Linked DNA regions of Homo sapiens: region 1 is linked to region 2. Evidence: read pairs that join two places in POLR2A ChIA-PET (ENCODE). Cell type or tissue: CD4-positive, alpha-beta T cell. All regions are shown on one strand. Each heading gives the region's core, and the rest is flanking DNA. Links, peaks and the distances in the headings are about the cores only.

Region 1 (8,264 bases), core at 1,032-6,031, 88 kb after region 2:
CCAGCTGGACCTAACGTCTGAAGAAGGTAATGGGGACAGCACATGTGTGTGTGTGTGTGTGTGTGTGAAGAAGGTAATGGGGACAGCATGTGTGTGTGTGTGCACATGTGTGTGTGCACGAGTGAGCCTTAGCACGTTAGATTTGGATACTGGTGTGCTTGAGTTTGGAGTCTCCCCTCCACCCTTTACTCTGTGTAGCTCAAGGCAAGTGACTTTATCTCTTTGAGCCTCTGTTTTCTCTTCTGGTAATTGGGGATGGTAGACACACACCTTGAAGGGCGTTGTGAGGACAAAGTGAACTCATGAGGGAGGTGACAGAGTAAAGGGCATAAGAACAGGACTCTAGGGCCAGGCTGCCTGGGTTCAAATGCTGAATCCACCACCTGAGCTGGGTGACCTTGACCAGGTGACTTTGCCTCTCTGTGCCTCAATTTCTCCATCTGTAAAAGGGGATAACTTGGTATGCAACAAGTTCTTTAAAAAACAGGGGAGGGCCGGACGTGGTGGCTCACACCTGTAATCCCAGCACTTTGGGAGGCCAAGGCGGGCGGATCACGAGGTCAGGAGATCGAGACCATCCTGGCTAACATGGTGAAACCCCATCTCTACTAAAAATACAAAAAATTGGCCGGGCGTGGTGGCAGGTGCCTGTAGCCCCAGCTACTCAGGAGGCTGAGGAAGGAGAATGGCGTGAACCCGGGAGGCGGAGCTTGCAGTGAGCCGAGATGGCGCCACTGCACTCCAGCCTGGGCGACAAAGCGAGATCCCGTCTCAGAAAAAAAAAATAAATAAAATTAAAAAACTGAAAAAAATAAAAGATCTTTGGACTCAAACAGACCTGGGTTTGTGGTGTGGATTCACAATTTATCTGCAGTGTAGTCTTGGACAAGTTTCATAACCTCGTCTCAAAAAAAAAAAAAGAAAAAACAACAACAAAACGGGAATAACAACAGTCGCTAAGTCCTAAGACTGTTGTGAGAATTGAATAAGATAATCCACTAAACTATATCAGTGCTTTCTGAAAGAAATGTAATGTAAGACACGTGTGTAATTTAAAATTTTCTGGGCCAGGTGTGGTAGCTCACACCTGTAATCCCAGCTCTCTAGGAGGCCAGGATCGCTTGAGCCTGGAAGTTTGAGACCAGCCTGGGCAACAGAGGCAGACCCTATCTCTACAAAAAATTTTCAAAATAATTAGCTGGGCCTGGTGCTACGGCCTGCAGTCGCAGCTACTCAGGAGGCTGGGGTGGGAGGATCACCAGAGCCCAGGAGGTCGAGGCTGCAGTGAGCTGTGATTGTGCCACTGCACTCCAGCCTGGGTGACAGAGCGAGACTCTGTCTCATTTTTTTAAAAAAAGTTTTTAAAAAAGGAAACAAACATTGCACACGAGTGAAAACACACCTGTAACATACGTGTAAGGTAGAAAGAGTGACAACGAGAGAGAGACAGCCGTGACCAGCTCCCAGCTCAAAGAAAAGAACATTCCTGATGAGCTTTCACGAAGGACATGGACTCGAGGGGCTCGCGGGCCCTGTGCGTGTGCAAGGCGCGCGCGTGTGCGCTTGGGTGCGCGCGGGGGTGGCCTTCTGCCTGCGCGCGCCCCCACGTCCCCTCCTTGCACCCTGTCTCCGTCTCGGCAGGCGGCCGGAACGTGAACGTACGCGGCTGCGGCTCCCGAGACCTGTGCAGCGCCCTGGACTGGACCCACGGGCTCTCTGTGCTCCCAAGACACTGGCTGTCGAGCCACTGCAGCCCCCACCGCCGCGCCGTCCTAGAGTCCCACTGCCGCTCGGGCGCCGCGCCCGGCCTCCGCCTCTCCCTCCCGGTTCTGGTGGTAGTCCTGGCAACCGCGACGCTGTGCTAAGGAATCCCGCCTGGACCACCCCGCCGCCCGGGAGGCCCCCTCCACCTGCTTGTTCGGCACGTCGCTAGATGGTGCCCTGGCTCCCCTCTGCTGGGGCAATGCGGAGACCTGGAAGCCTCTGGTGAGAAACTCAGGAAGCAGGGATGAGCTTCCTCCCTCAGACTAGCGTTTCCCAAAGCCAGACCTTCTGCTCCAGACTCAGGGCTTACTCAAGGCTAAGTCCTCTTTCCTCACACCAGGGTCCCAAAGGCCATGCCTCCATCAGCCTAGGGTGTGTCTTCCCCGCTCAGACTAAGGCCACTCACCTGCTGCTGAGATCAGGCGTCTGCTCAACTAAGTTGGGGCGGGGCGCTATACCTCCCCCCTCAGATTAGCACCTTCCCCAAGGCCAAACCTCCTCCCTCAGAAGAGGGCTGTTCTTCTTCCTCAAGTTACTAAGCCTCCTTCTTCAAACGAGGGGATACCCAATATCCGGCTGCTCCCAGACACCAGGGATGTGTCTCTTCTCCCACACATTGACAAGCAACTTCTCTTTTGTTCTCCCTGTTTGGGGTCTAGCAAAATCCTGGGCAGCCAAGGCGGGGCTTGAGGATCCGATACACCCTCTTCCAAGGTTTTCAGAGCAGCCTCCTCCACCCCCACCATGGGCCAAGACGGGGCAGGGGGCATGGGTGGGGTGAGGAGCCCCTCTTCTGTGTGGGCCCAATCTCCCAGCTGTAACCAGATCTGAATGAATCACATCTCACAATGCCAAGTGGTTTGAGTTTCCTTTTTCTGAAGTTTTAGCCTCAAAGAGGGCCCTGATGTGGTCCTCTCTCCTCTGAGGCCAGGGGAGGTTAAGTTACTTCAACTGGTGAACCTGGAGGGGACAAACCGACAACAGTGTCTGGCCAGGGTGGGCATAAGACCAAATGCTGCATCTGGAACTGAACTCAGAGGATTGAGCGGAGAAGTGAAACTGGGTTGCTCACCACAGGCAGAATGCCAGGAACCATTTGCTTTCTGCTGAAAGTGGCTGAGCGCAGTGGTTCACGCCTGTAATCCCAGTGCCTGGGGGCTATGACAGTGGGAGGGAGGGCTACCTAAGAAATCACTCCAGGCCATGCACCAGACAGATTAGGCGGCGTGGCTCTAGGGGGCTTGAAAGAGACCGCCCCCGCCAGGCGCAGTGGCTCCCGCCTGTAATCCCAGCACTTTGGGAGGCCGAGGCCGGCAGATTACTTGAGGTCAGGAGTTTGAGACCAGCCTGGCCAATAGGACGAAACCCGTCTCTACTAAAAATACAAAAACTTAGCCGGGCATGGTGGCGAGTGCCTGTGTTCCCAGTCACTCAGGAAGCTGAGGCAGGAGAATCACTTGAACCTGGGAGGCGGAGGTTGCAGTGAGCTGAGATTGCGTCACTGCACTCCAGCCTGGGCAACAAAGCGAGACTCCGTCTCAAAAACAAAAACTGAAAGTAACAGAAAGCCCAACCGAAAGAATAGAAACAATTCATTTAACATTCATCTAACAAATCTTTATCAGTCACAAGCTATGTATTCTTTTGTAAATGAGACACTGGCGATACAGACAAAATTCTGTGCTCTTATGGAAGTGGTATTTTAGTGGAGGAGACACATAATAAATAAATATCACATATCGTACATCACATATCAGTGAGTACTAGGAAGGAAACAGTGCGGGGAAGGAGAATGGGGAACGCTGCCAAAGAGATATGATCTTATACATGGTGAGTAAGAGCCTCAGTAAGGTGACGTAAGTAAAGACCTAATTGAGGAAGTAAAGACCTACGTGGGGCAAGGGAGAAGGCCATGCAGTTGTCTGAGGTGGGGGAGGAGGACATTCCAGGCAGAGGGAACTGGAAAGGCAAAGGCTCCAAGGCAGATGCAGTAAGAAACAGTTAATGTGGGTCAGACGCAGTGGTTCATGCCTGTAATCACAGTGTGATTTTGGGAGGCTGAGGTAGGAGGATTGCTTGAGGCCAGGAGTTCAAGACCAGCCTGGGCAATATAGCAAGATCCCATCTCTACAAAACATTGAAAAGTTAGCCTAGCATGGTGGTGGACTACAGGTATAGCTGTAGTCCCAGCTGGTCAGGAGATCAAGACCATCCTGGCTAACATGGTGAAACCCCGTCTCTACTAAAAATACAAAAAAAAAAAAATATTAGCCAGGCGTGGTGGTGGGCACCTGTAGTCCCAGCTACTCGGGAGGCTGAGGCAGGAGAATGGCGTGAACCTGGGAGGTGGAGCTTGCAGTGAGCCAAGATCGCGCCACTGCACTCCAGCCTGGGCGACAAAGTGAGACTCCGTCTCAGGAAAAAAAAAAAAATTAAAATAAAAAAATTGAAAAAAAATAAAAGATCTTTAGACTCAAACAGACCTGGGTTTGTGGTGTGGATTCACAATTTATCTGCAGTGTAGTCTTGGACAAGTTTCATAACATCTCTGAGCCTTGTGTTCCCATATTGTAAGGTGTTATTGTAAGGTACATTAAGCACAAGGCTTGGCCCACCCTAAGCTTTCAACCAATTGAAATAGTCATGTCTTCAGGTTGTTAATCATGAGGACTGTGCTATTATTTATCCACATTGTATAGAGGAAGAAACTGAGGCTGAAGGAGGCTAAGAGACTGCTAGTATGAAGAACATTGGGACTGAACACACATCTGTCTGACTCTAGAAGATAAAATTTCCCCCCCTTAAACATTAAGAAAATGTCCAAATATACACAAAAGTAGAGAAAATAGTATAATATCTATGACAGACTGATACCCCAATCTATGATGGGACCAAAATGTGACTGAGCCCAGAGCCCATAGCAGGCGCCCAGGAGATGTTTGCAGCTGGAAGCAGTCATTAAATGACCCTTCAGTATCAATCTCTCAGTGTCCAAAATTATGCACATTTTGCCAAATTATCTCTCTCTTCCTTCCCCCTTCCCTGCCTCCTCCTTTCCTACACCTTCCCCTCTTCCTCCCTCCTCACCTCTCTCTTTTGCTTTTTTTTTTTTGAGATGGAGTCTCTTGCTCTGTTGCCCATGCTGGAGTGCGGTGGCGTGATCTCGGCTCCCTGCAACCTCCGCCACCCAGGTTCCAGCGATTCTCCTGCCTCAGCCTCCAGAGTAGCTGGGATTACAGGCACGCATTACCGTGCCCAGCTGATTTTTGTATTTTTAGTAGAGACGGGGTTTCACCTTGTTGGCTAGGCCTGTCTCGAATTCCTGACCTCAAGTGACCCGCCCGCCTTGGCCTCCCAAAGTGCTGGGATTACAACGTGAGCCACTGCTCCTGGCCTTTCCTTTGCTTTTACCCTCCCTCCTTTGCTCTTTCTCTCTCCCTCCTTCCTTTCTCCCTTCTTTCCTCCTCTCTCTCTTTCTCCCTCCTCTCCTTCATACTTCTTTCTTCCTTTCTCCCTTCTTGCCTTCCTATATTCCCTCCCTCTTCCCTTCTTTCCTTTTTGTGCTGAGACATTTAAAGCAAATCCCAGATATCATATTTCACCCATAAATACTTCCCTGTGCATCAGAGCCCATGCTTTCGACTCTTGTAGGACGGACACATCCTTTCTGGGAGGGAGGATGGAATAAAATAAAGCATACTGAGAGCTTAGCATAACCCACACCCATCCCTGCCTGTTTGCAGAAGGCCTAGAATATCCTAATCCTTCAGGGGAGATCTCCCTTCACCCATGGATCTGTGACATTCTTCTAAATCCTTCATAGAAAGCTCATATCAAAAGTGACTAGTTCACCTGTCTCTACAAAAAAATCAAAAATTAGCCTGGGTGTGGGGGCACACACCAGTGTTCCCAGCTACTCAGGAGGCTGAGGTGGGAGGATCACTTGAGCCTGGGAGGTTGAGGCTGCCGTGAGCTGCGATCGCGCCACTGCACTCCAGCCTGGGCGACAGAGTGAGACCCTGACTCAAAAAAAAAAAAAAGTGACTAGTTGAATATGCGTACAAGAGACATAGCCACAGAGCTCAGCATAGTGGTTCAGAGGATGTACTCAGGTTCCAGTCTGTCTGGGTTCGAAAGCCAACACTTTGCCAGTTACTAGTTGTTTTTTTGTTTTTGTTTTTGTTTTTTACCTTTGGAAACAGAGTCTCACTCTGTCACTCAGGCTGGAGTGAAGTGGCGCAAACTCAGCTCACTGCAGCCTCTGCCTCCCAGGTTCAAGTGATTCTCCTCCCTCAGCCTCCCCAATAGCTGGGATTACAGGCGTGCCACCATGCCCAGCTAATTTTTGTATATTTAGTAGAGATGGAGTTTTGCCATGTTGCCCAGGCTGGTCTCCAACTCCTGAGCTCCGGCAATCTGCCTGCCTCGGCCTCCCAAAATGCTGGGATTACCACCATTTTGTGAGCCACTGAGCCCAGTCACTAGTTCAGTTACTAGTGGCCTCAGGTGAGTACCTTGACCTCAGCTTTCCCATTTGTGAAATGGGACAATAGTGGTTCCTGCTCACAGAGTGGACACAAAGGTTGAGAGAGTCCACACATACACAGAACTCAGAACAGCGCCTGGAATTCAGAGTTCAACACAGGTAAATGGTGGCCCTTACTGTCATTATTGGGGAGGGGGAGTGCCCTTTGGGTCATGGGTCCCGTTTCTGTCTGTTACCCAACATGGCCTCCCGTTGTGAAGGTTGCCTACCCCAAGGTATGGGTGTGAAGGAACCTGGGGGTGGTGAGGAAGGAAGCAACATCTCTGCCAGACTGGAGTCTCGGGGGATGGGTCCCGGATATGACCTGTCCTGGCTGAGTCCAGAGTCCATGGCAGGTGGTCAGGAAACATTTGTGGAAAACAGTCATTTAATGGTCCTGGAATCTGCAGGGGTAAAAGGGACTTTGGGGATGGGGTGGGGCTAACCTGGGTGAAGAATTTGATGTTATTGTACATTGCTAATTTTCCATAGGGGCATACATGTAGGCATATTATTCAAGTTTTAAAATTTTACTATAAATTATTTAAAACAAACAAAAACAAATAAAGAATAAGTGGAGTCTCTTGGCACTCAGTTGAAAGACAAGAAACATCAAAACATTTGAAATACATACCCAGTGGCCATAGCTGTCCCTGGCCACAGCTCCTTTCCTCTCTCCTCACCTGAGATCACCTCTATCCTGAACATGGTATTTCCAATTTTGCCACCTACAGGCATGCTTTTGATTTTTTTTTTTTCAGACAAGGTCTCACTCTGTTGCCCAGGCTGGAGGGCAATGGTGCTATCAATAGCTCACTGCAGCCTCAACCTCCTGGGCTCAAGTGATCCTCCTGCCTCAGCCTCCTGAGTAGCTGGGACCACAGTCATGTGCCACCATGCCCAGCTCTTTCTTCCTTCCTTCCTTCTTCCTTTCCTTTCCTTCTCCTTTCCCTCCCCTCCCCTCCTTTCCCCTCCGCTTCTCTCTCCTTTCCTTCCTTCCTTTCTTTCTCTCTCTCTCTCCCTCCCTCCCTCCCTTCTTCCTTTTTTTTTTTTTTTTGAGATGGAGGCTCACTCTGTTGCCCAGGCTGGAGTGCAGTGGCATGATCTCAACTCTCTGCAACCTCCGCCTCCCAGGTTCAAGTGATTCTCTCAGCCTCCCAAGTAGGTGGGACTACAGGTGCATGCCACTGCTTCTGGCTAATTTTTTTTTTTTTTGTATTTTTAGTAGAGACGGGGTTTCACCATGTTGGTCAGGCTGGTCTTGAACCCCTGACCTCAGGTGATCCACCCGCCTCGGCCTCCCAAAGTGCGGGATTACAGGCATGAGCCACCATGCCCGGTTCCTTCCTTTCTCTTTCTGGTCTCCCTATGTTGCCCAGGCTGTTCTCAAACTCCTGAGCTCAAGCAACTTTCCTGCCTCGAACTCCCAAGGTGCTGGGATTACAATTATCAGGGTGAGCCACTATGCCCAGCCACCTTTAATTTTTTAAGGAAAGTTTTCTCTTCTTTTCTGCTTGGCTCTCTCCTCACCTTTCTCTTCTCTCCCCCACAGACTCCTTCATAGGGGTGCTCATAGCTCACTGCAGCCTTGATCTCCCGGGCTCAAGTGATTCTTCCACCTCAGCCTCCCACGTAGCTGGGACCACAGGCATGCACCCTCATGCTGAGCTGTATGTATATGTTTTGTAGAGATGGGATCTCACTATGTTGCCCAGGCTGGTCTCGAACTACTAGGCTCAAGCGATCTGCCCACCCTGGCATCCCAAAGTGCTGGGATGACAGGCAAGAGCCACTGTGCCTGGCCAACTCTCTGCATCTTGCTTTTCTCAACCCTCCGAGTCATTTGATTCACCCTTTCTAATGGCTGTGTGGTGTGGTTTCCATGGCCTATGGCATGGATCTACCAACATTTATTCAGCAGTCATCGTCCTATTGAGGGGAATTGACGCTGTTTTCTCTTTTGTCCCTCCCACTA
Region 2 (8,264 bases), core at 2,110-7,109:
GAGGAGTTCCAGGCTGCATTTGAGCCATGATTGCGCCACTCCCTTCCAGCCTGGGTGACAGAGTGAGACCTCACCACTTAAAAAGAATTTTTTTGGCCGGGCGCGGTAGATTACTCCTGTAATCCTAGCACTTTGGGAGGCCAAGGTGGGCAGATCATGAGGTCAGGAGTTCAAGACAAGCCTGGCCAACATGGTGAAACCTCGTCTCTACTAAAAATACAAAAATTAGCTGGGTGTGGTGGCGGGCGCCTGTAATCCCAGCTACTCGGGAGGCTGAGGCAGGAGAACTGCTTCAACCCAGGAGGCGGAGGTTGCAGTGAGCCGAGATCACACAACTGCACTCCAGCCTGGGTGACAGAGCAAGACTCTGCTGTCTTAGAAAAAAGCAAAAAAAAAAAAAAAAAATTATTTGATTCTTTCGATTGATTGCAAAAGAAAACAAAAACTCCATGGGGAGGTGGGGTGGGAGGCATTTAGGAAGGACAAAGCCGGAGTAGTAAAAACCCACCAGTAACAACAGCATCCTTGCTATTGTAGGAGCCCTGTTCTTATACATTAACTCACTAAATCCTCAACAACCCTTTGAGGGTGGTACTATTACTATCCCCAGTTGATGGATGTGGAAACTGAGGCACAGGGAGGCTAGACGACTCACTCCCCTGTGGTTACACAGCTCTGGCAGGAAAAGCTGAACCTGGGCCATGGCTGACACTGGATCATTTTAGGGAGACAACCATTTGAAAAGGTATTTGTGCAAATTAAAACACATGCATACACACAGATGTACTTTTATATCTGTGGCCATGGAGAGAGAGAGAGAGAGAGTTAGGTGAATTAAAACATTTATTTATAGGTAAGATATATTACTGTGATTTCACAGTTATCAAGGACAGGCCTAGGACAAGTTTAGGTTTAAAGAAAAAGGCCTGTAATCTAGCACTTTGGGAGGCTGAGGTGGGCGGATTGCCTGAACTCAGGAGTTCATGACCCACTCTGGGCAACATGGTGAAACCCCGTCTCTACTAAAAATACAAAATTTAGCCAAGTGTGGGGTGGTGGGTGCCTATAGTCCCAGCTACTCAGGACTCTGAGGCAGGAGAATTGCTCGAACCCGGGAGGCGGAGGTTGCGATGAGCCAATATTGAACCACTGCACTCCAGCCTGGGTGACAGAGCAAGACTCCGTTCCCAAAAAAAAAAAAGAAAAGGGGAAAAATTTATAGTTGATATACGGAAAAGGGCGACATCAGCTGCCATTATGGGGGCGCACACACAGAGTAATGGTTGGGGATGGGGTCCCTGTGACCACGGTGTGGGAAGTACCAGCTTCTTCGGCCTTGGTGGTAGGAGCCTGCCAAAAGCCTCACCTTGTATCCATCCCAGCCCCATTCCTCAGTTTCTCCCAGAACCCAGAGGATCCTGCTACTGCACCCTGTGCTCCGCCCTTGCTCCTGTCATCACAGTGGCCACAGGCTCTTCATACCAGGCTCCTCACCTTCCAACACCCCAGGCCCATACCTGCCTCAGGGTCTTTGCCACCCTTTCTGCCGATGTCACTCTCCATTCCATGTCTCTTCTCAAGTGTCACCTTCTCAGTGACGCCCTGGCCACTCCCCAGCACTCCCTACGCCCCTTACTCTGCTTGATTTTTCTCCATCTTCTTTTGAGATAGAGTCTCGCTCTGTCATCCAGGCTGGAGTGCAGTGGCGTGATCTCAGCTCACTGGAAACTCCGCCTCCTGGGTTCAGGCAATTCTTCTGCCTCAGCCTCTCAAGTAACTGGGATTACAGGGGCGCACCAGCATGCCCAGGTAATTTTTGTATTTTTAGTAGAGACGGGGTTTCACCTTGTTGGCCAGGCTGGTCTCAAACTCCTGACCTCAAGTGATCCACTCATCTCAGCCTCCCAAAGTGCTGGGATTATAGGTATGAGCCACCGCAGCCGGCTCATTTTTCTCCATCTTCTGACTCACTGCATTCAACATTTACTTGTGTGTTTGTTTACTGCCTGTCCCCGAGAGCTGGGACTTTGTCTGGTTCACTGCTGTGGCCCCAGCATCTAAAACACTTCCTTTGTGCAAAGAAAGTACTTATGACATATTTATGGCATGGATATCTCTGCATGGAATTTGACAAACCTTTTCTGAGGCTTCACACACACTGTTCCTCCCTCTGGTGGGAATGTCCTGCCCTAGTTTTTCCCACCATCCTTTAGGACCCAGTGGGAGGCCTTCCTCTTTGGTGAGGCCGTCCCAGACCTCCTCATCCCAGGCAGCCAGTCACTTTTTTTACCACCCTCCTGCTGGGTCCCCAGCATCACCAGCCCAGAACAGGTTATAACTCTTTCCTTCTGAACATCCGTCCCTGCAGCTCTCTCCTACTAGTTCCTGCCATTTAACAATCGTTTCCTGAGGCCTTGGTATGGGCTGTTCCCCACTCTATCCACCTGGTGACCCCCTACTCATCCTTCAAGACCCAGCACAAACTCTGTCCTCTGTGAAGCCACCACCCTGAAGCCCCAGGCTCCCAGCCAGGTCTCTCTCCAGCTTCCCCTGCCCCAGCACCTCCTCCTGTTACTGCCCTAGAAGCTGACTGCAGTCAGCTGCCCCCCAGGGTATCTCCCTTATCTGACTGGGAACTCCTCAAGGGCAGGTATGATCTTGGGGTCCGCAGCAGAGGACGTGTGGGTGAGTGGATGATAGTGGCCCCAAGACCCTGATCTCCCTCCCCAAAGCCTTGGCCTCTGCTCCTCGCCCACCTGGTTGACCCGTTCATTTTTTTTTTTTTCGAGAGAGAGTCTCGCTGTCACCCAGGCTGGCGTGCAATGGCGTGATCTTGGCTCACTGCAACCTCCGCCTCCAAGGTTCAAGCGATCCTCCCACCTCAGCCTCCCAAGTAGCTGGGATTACAAGCGTGTGCTATCACACCTGGCTAATTTTTATATTTTTGGTAGAGATGGGGTTTCACCTTGTTGGTTAGGCTGGTCTTGAACTCCTGACCTCAGGTGATCTGCCTGCCTCAGCCTCCCAAAGTGCTGGGATTACAGGTGTGAGCCACCGCGCCCAGCCTGACCCTTTCTTTCTCTACTGGCAAAACTCCTGCTCCTTTTTAAAGCCAAGCTCATGTCACCTCCTCTGTGAAGTCCTCGCTGACTCCCCAAGCGGTCAGTGTCTCTCTCGTATGGGCTCCCCGGCCCCTGCACTGCTCTCCATCACACCCTGACCACTCTGGGCAGTGGCCCCCCTCCCCACCCACTGACTATGGGCTCCTTGAAGGCAGGGCCTGGGTCTGCCCCATCTCTGTGTCCCCAGCAATGCTGGGCATGAGTCAGCCTCAGAAGACATCTGCTGAATGGCTGCAAACCAGAGGAAATATCTCCAGCCTCAGGCTGGGACCCCTCCCCTCTCTCCTCCCACCTCTGACTTCATACCACTCACCCTCCAGAGTCTTCAATGCCCACTATTACTTCACACAGTTGGCCTGTGACAGGCAATCAGGTCATCGTCCACGGCTACCAGGTGTTTCATGTCTACTGTGACTTCCAGGACCACAAGCCCTTTTGCGCCCACCATGTCTTCACCTAAGAGATCTTCAAAGCCCAGTATGTCTCTGGCACCCAGTGGATCCTCCATGCCCACTGCGGATCCCAAGCCTCCTGCCTCCTTGAAGTCCACCAAATCAGCAACACCCAACAGATCCTTAGTGCCCACCAAACCAGCGACATCCCGTAACTCAGTCATGAGCCCAAGCAGTTCCAAGTCCACCAAATCGACCAGTACAAAAAGAGCCCCTTCTAACCGGCCCAGCAGCAGGTCCCGAGTCCGCAGCAAAGCAAGAACACCCAGCAGGGTGAGCACCGACACCAGGACCAGCAAAGCCAGCAAGGCCAGCGACGTGAGATGCCACCAGCGGAGGGGCACACACAGCCGGGGTAGGACACCTGGCAGAAGGGGAAGCCGCAGCTCCAAGAGGTCACCCAGCAGGGCCAGCACTCCTGGCAGGATAAGAACTCATGGTGCCAGACCAGGCATGGCCAGCAGGGTGAGAACTCCCACTTCACAGCAAAAAGGGAGCCGGGGAAAGAGTTACGGCCGGCCTAGAACCAGCAACAGGGAAAGGAGTGACAGCCAGCCTAGAAATCTGAGCAAGAAGAGTTACCGCCCACCAGGAGGCTCAGGTATAGGGAGGAGTTCCGAGCTGGCTGTAACTCCCAGTACAGCCAAGTGTCAAACCCCGACTGGAATTCCCTCCAAGGAGAAGAGTGACAACCCATCTCCATCCTCATCAAGGAAGGTGAAGAGCTACGGTCAGATGATCATCCCCAGTAGGGAAAAGAGTTACAGCCCCACTGAAATGTCCAGCAGGGTCAAGAGTTATAACCAGGCCAGCACCCGCAGCAGGCCGCAAAGTCACAGCCAATCTAGAAGCCCCAGAAGGTCAAGAAGTGGCAGTCAGAAGAGGACGCACAGCAGAGTGAGAAGTCACAGTTGGAAGAGAAACCATAGCAGGGCAAGAAGTCGCACCCGGAAGGGAATTCTGAGCCAGATGGGAAGACACAGCCAGTCTAGAAGCCACAGCAAGGGGAAAAGTCAAAACCAATCTAGAACCCCCAGAAGAGGAAGAAGTCACAACTGGTCTAGAAACCCCAGCAAGGAAAGAAGTCATAGCCATTCCAGAAGCTCCAGCAAAGAGAGAGATCACAGGGGATCTAGCAGCCCCAGGAAGGAGAGTGGTCGCAGTCAATCAGGAAGCCCCAACAAGCAGAGAGATCACAGCCGATCTAGAAGTCCCAACAAGGCGAGAGATCGCAGCCGATCTAGAAGTCCCTACAAGGCGAGAGATCGCAGCCGATCTAGAAGTCCCAACAAGGCGAGAGATTGCAGCCGATCTAGAAGTCCCTACAAGGCGAGAGATCGCAGCCGATCTAGAAGTCCCAACAAGGCAAGAGATCATAGCCGATCTAGAAGTCCCAACAAGGCGAGAGATCGCAGCCGATCTAGAAGCCCCAGCAAGGAAAGAGATCACAGCCAACTTGGAAGCCCCAGCAAAGAGAGAGATCACAGACGATCTAGAAGCCCCAGCAAGGAGAGACAGTGCAGACAATCTAGAAGCTCCAGCAAAGAGAGAGATCACAGACGATCTAGAAGCCCCAGCAAGGAGAGACAGCGCAGACAATCTAGAAGCCCCAACAAGGAGAGAGATCGCAGCCAATCTAGAAGCCCCAGCGAGGAGAGAGAGCACAGACAATCCAGAAGCCCCAGCAAAGAGAGAGATCGCAGACGATGGAGAAGCCCCAGCAAGGAGAGAGAGCGCAGACAATCTAGAAGCTCCAGCGAGGAGAGAGATCACAGCCGATCTAGAAGCCCCAATAAGCAGAGTGGTTACAGTCGACCTAGAGCCTCCAGCAAGGAGAAAGCTCATAGCCGATCTAGAACCCCCAGCAAAGAAGGAAATCATAGCCAATCTAGAACCTCTAGCAAGGAGAGCGACCCCAGTCAATCTACAGTCCCCAGAAGTCCCGACTGGAAGAGATCCCCTACTAGGACAAGCAGTCTCAGTCAGAATAGAACCCCTAGCAAGACAAGCAGCCACTCCCCATCAACATTTCCCAGTGGGGGCCAAACCCTAAGCCAGGATGACAGTCAAGCCGACGCCACCACCTCTAAGGCCACCTTACCTGGGGAAAGGTCTTCATCATCTTCTTCCAAGCTGGCGTAGCCCCCAGTCTCAGCTGGCTCACGGGTCTCTGTCATGACCGGGGGAGGGGACAGGAGACAGGAGCAGAGCAGCAGCTGAGCAGCGTCCCTCCCCGGCCAGCTCTCCACAGCCACACCTCCGGCCACAAGTTCTCTAATACAGGATGTTGGCAGGTAGAGAGGGATGCTGGATAGGGGGAAAGGAAAGACCTGTGATGATTCAATAAATTTTTACATAGCACCCATCCCCACCAAGCCCAACTGTGTGCTCACTGCTGGCATGGGGCACAGAGGACCCCAGCTCTGTCCCTGACTGTCTACAGGGTCTTGACTGCAAGCCCTGCCCCTCTCTAGGTCTTTTTTTTTTTTGAGACAGAGTCTCTCTCTGTTGCCCAGGCTGGAGTGCAGTGGTGTGATCTCAGCTCACTGCAACCTCCACCTCCCAGGCTCAAGCAATTCTCCTACCTCAGCTTCCCGAGTAGCTGGAACTACAAGTGTGCGTCCTCACGCCCGGCTAATTTTGTATTTTTAGTAGAGATGGGGCTTCACCATGTTGGCCAGGCTGGGCTCGAACTCCTGACCTCAGGTGATCCACATGCCTCAACCTCGCAAAGTGCTGGGATTATAGGCATGAGCCACCGCACCCGTCCCCCTCTCTAGGTCTTAATTTCCGCATGTGGGCAACAAGGCTGCCTTCTGGTTCTTATTCAGTGGGGTAGGGAGAGGTGACACTCCAAATATTCAACAGTGGGGACTGGTGTGGGCACCAATCAGAACTGAGAGTGGAGCGGGACGGATACCAGGCCTTAACCCTTTAGTTGCTGGACCATGGGGAGGTCTGGGGTTGGGGAAGTGTTATGGGGAAAAAAAACCCTCAAACTGTGTTTTTCCTCTACTCTCACACTATCACAACAATCATCAACACAGAATTCTGTGACCAAATGTGTGGGGCTTTTTCCCCACACACTACACAGCAGACAACAGCTAGGTGTCCCCTCCGATTCCATTCCAACGCTGTCCCCACACCCAGCTAATTTTTGTATTTTTGGAAGAGACAGGGTTTCACCATGTTGCCCAGAGCTCAAGCAATCTGCCCACTTCAGCCCTCCAAAGTGCTGGGATTACAGGCGTGAGCCACCACACCCGACTTTTTTAAAAAAATAAAAATAAGGCCGGGCGCAGTGACCCATGCCTGTAATCCCAGCACTTTGGGAGGCCGAGGTGGGCAGATCACCTGAGCTCAGGAGTTTGACACCAGCCTAGGCAACATGGCAAACTTGTCTCTAAAAAAAAAAAAAAAATTACAAAAGTTAGCCGGTGTGGTGGCATGTGCTTATAGTCCCAGCTACCTGAGAGGCTGAGGCAGGAGGATAAATTGAGCCTGGAAGGTCAAGGCTGCAGTGAGCCGTGACCTTGCCACTGCACTCAAGCCTGGATGACCCATCTTACAAAAAAAAAATTTTTGCTGGAGCTGCTCACAGAACTCAAGGAAATGCTTACTTAGATTTACTGGTTTATTATAGAGGATATTGCAAAGAACAAAGATGAAGAGATGTGTAGGGCAAGGTATAAGGGAAGGGGCAGGGAGCTTCACGCCCTCCCTGGGGTGCTACCCTACAGGAACCCTCAGGTGGTTAGCTATGCGGAAGCTCTCCAAACCCAGTCCTCTTGGGTTTTTACGGAGGCTTTAAGACAGCAGCATTGGGCATGGACTTCTCTGAAAAGTGTCTTAAGACCAACAATCAAGAAGGTGGGGAAGATTAGAGTCTTGCCCTGGGGCAGGAAATGGAGGGCAGGAGGAGGTCAGAGAGATTCTGTTTCTTCAGACCTGCCCCAGGCCTAAGGTACACAACATTATAACAAGAGACTGTAACAAAGGCTGTAGGAGTTACCAGCCAGGAACTGTGGATGAAAACCAATATATTTATATATATAATACCACAAGGGGGGTCCAAAGTGGCAGTTAGGGACAGGGAGTACTTGTGTAGCAGTGACACACCAACCCATCTGGAAGTATTTTAATATTTAAACAATTGGTATGGCTATACTAGTTTGTGATTATCAGCCTTAGTTCTGTATCAATTGGCAAGATAGTGTCTAGGTTTGCCACACTCTAGCTGTGTAGCACCAAGCAAAGAACTTAACTTCTCTAGCCTGTTTCCTTCTCTGGAAGAAAGGGGCTTCCAGGCCTTAACTCACGTACTCCCCATAACTAGACTGGGAATTATCTCCTTTGTACAGATGAGGAAACAGACACAGAGGTGATAAGTGAGTAGCCCAAGGTCACCATCTGGTAAGTGGATGAACTAGGATTGGAAGCCAGACCTTTCATAAAATGATTTCTCAGCTCAAAAGGTTTTTCTGAAGATTCAGTAGGCTCACTGATAGAAATTGCTGGTGTGTGGCTGGTATTCCATCAAGAGTGGCCATTACTACTCCCACCCCTGCCCCTCTATAAACTCCAGATGTTCCAGACCTCTCATCTCTCCCTGTGCACACAAGGCCTTTTCACATCTGTGGGTCTTAGTACACCCACTGTTGCTGTCAAGAATGTCCTCCTCCTCCTTTTT

Evidence for each region. Peaks named below come from ENCODE experiments on the same cell type or tissue, not always from the same donor. Only the 100,000 strongest peaks of a DNase experiment are listed, where the experiment ranks them.
Region 1: POLR2A ChIA-PET joins it to region 2 with 6 read pairs; 3 of 35 experiments call an interaction of 5 or more read pairs at or near these places.

What each region holds. Positions count from the first base shown.
Region 1 is chr19:43,697,907-43,706,170 of GRCh38, forward strand. It overlaps the pseudogene LOC105372412. Among named protein-coding and RNA genes, the nearest start is that of IRGC, 14 kb to the right of the region's middle. RefSeq lists enhancers at 2,538-3,038, 3,397-3,446, 3,457-3,506, 3,597-3,656. In CD4-positive, alpha-beta T cell, for the core only: no CTCF peak of the experiment used is centred there; DNase peaks (open chromatin) are centred at 2,185, 2,825 and 3,605; H3K4me3 peaks cover 1,394 bases; H3K27ac peaks cover 1,775 bases.
Region 2 is chr19:43,608,554-43,616,817 of GRCh38, forward strand. It overlaps ZNF428 (zinc finger protein 428), which reads right to left. Exons shown (of 3, transcript NM_182498.4): 2 at 5,676-5,881. The coding sequence starts at 5,751. SRRM5 (serine/arginine repetitive matrix 5) reads left to right here and starts at 3,535. Exons shown (of 1, transcript NM_001145641.2): 1 at 3,535-5,945. The coding sequence starts at 3,569. The coding sequence ends at 5,716. In CD4-positive, alpha-beta T cell, for the core only: no CTCF peak of the experiment used is centred there; no DNase peak of the experiment used is centred there.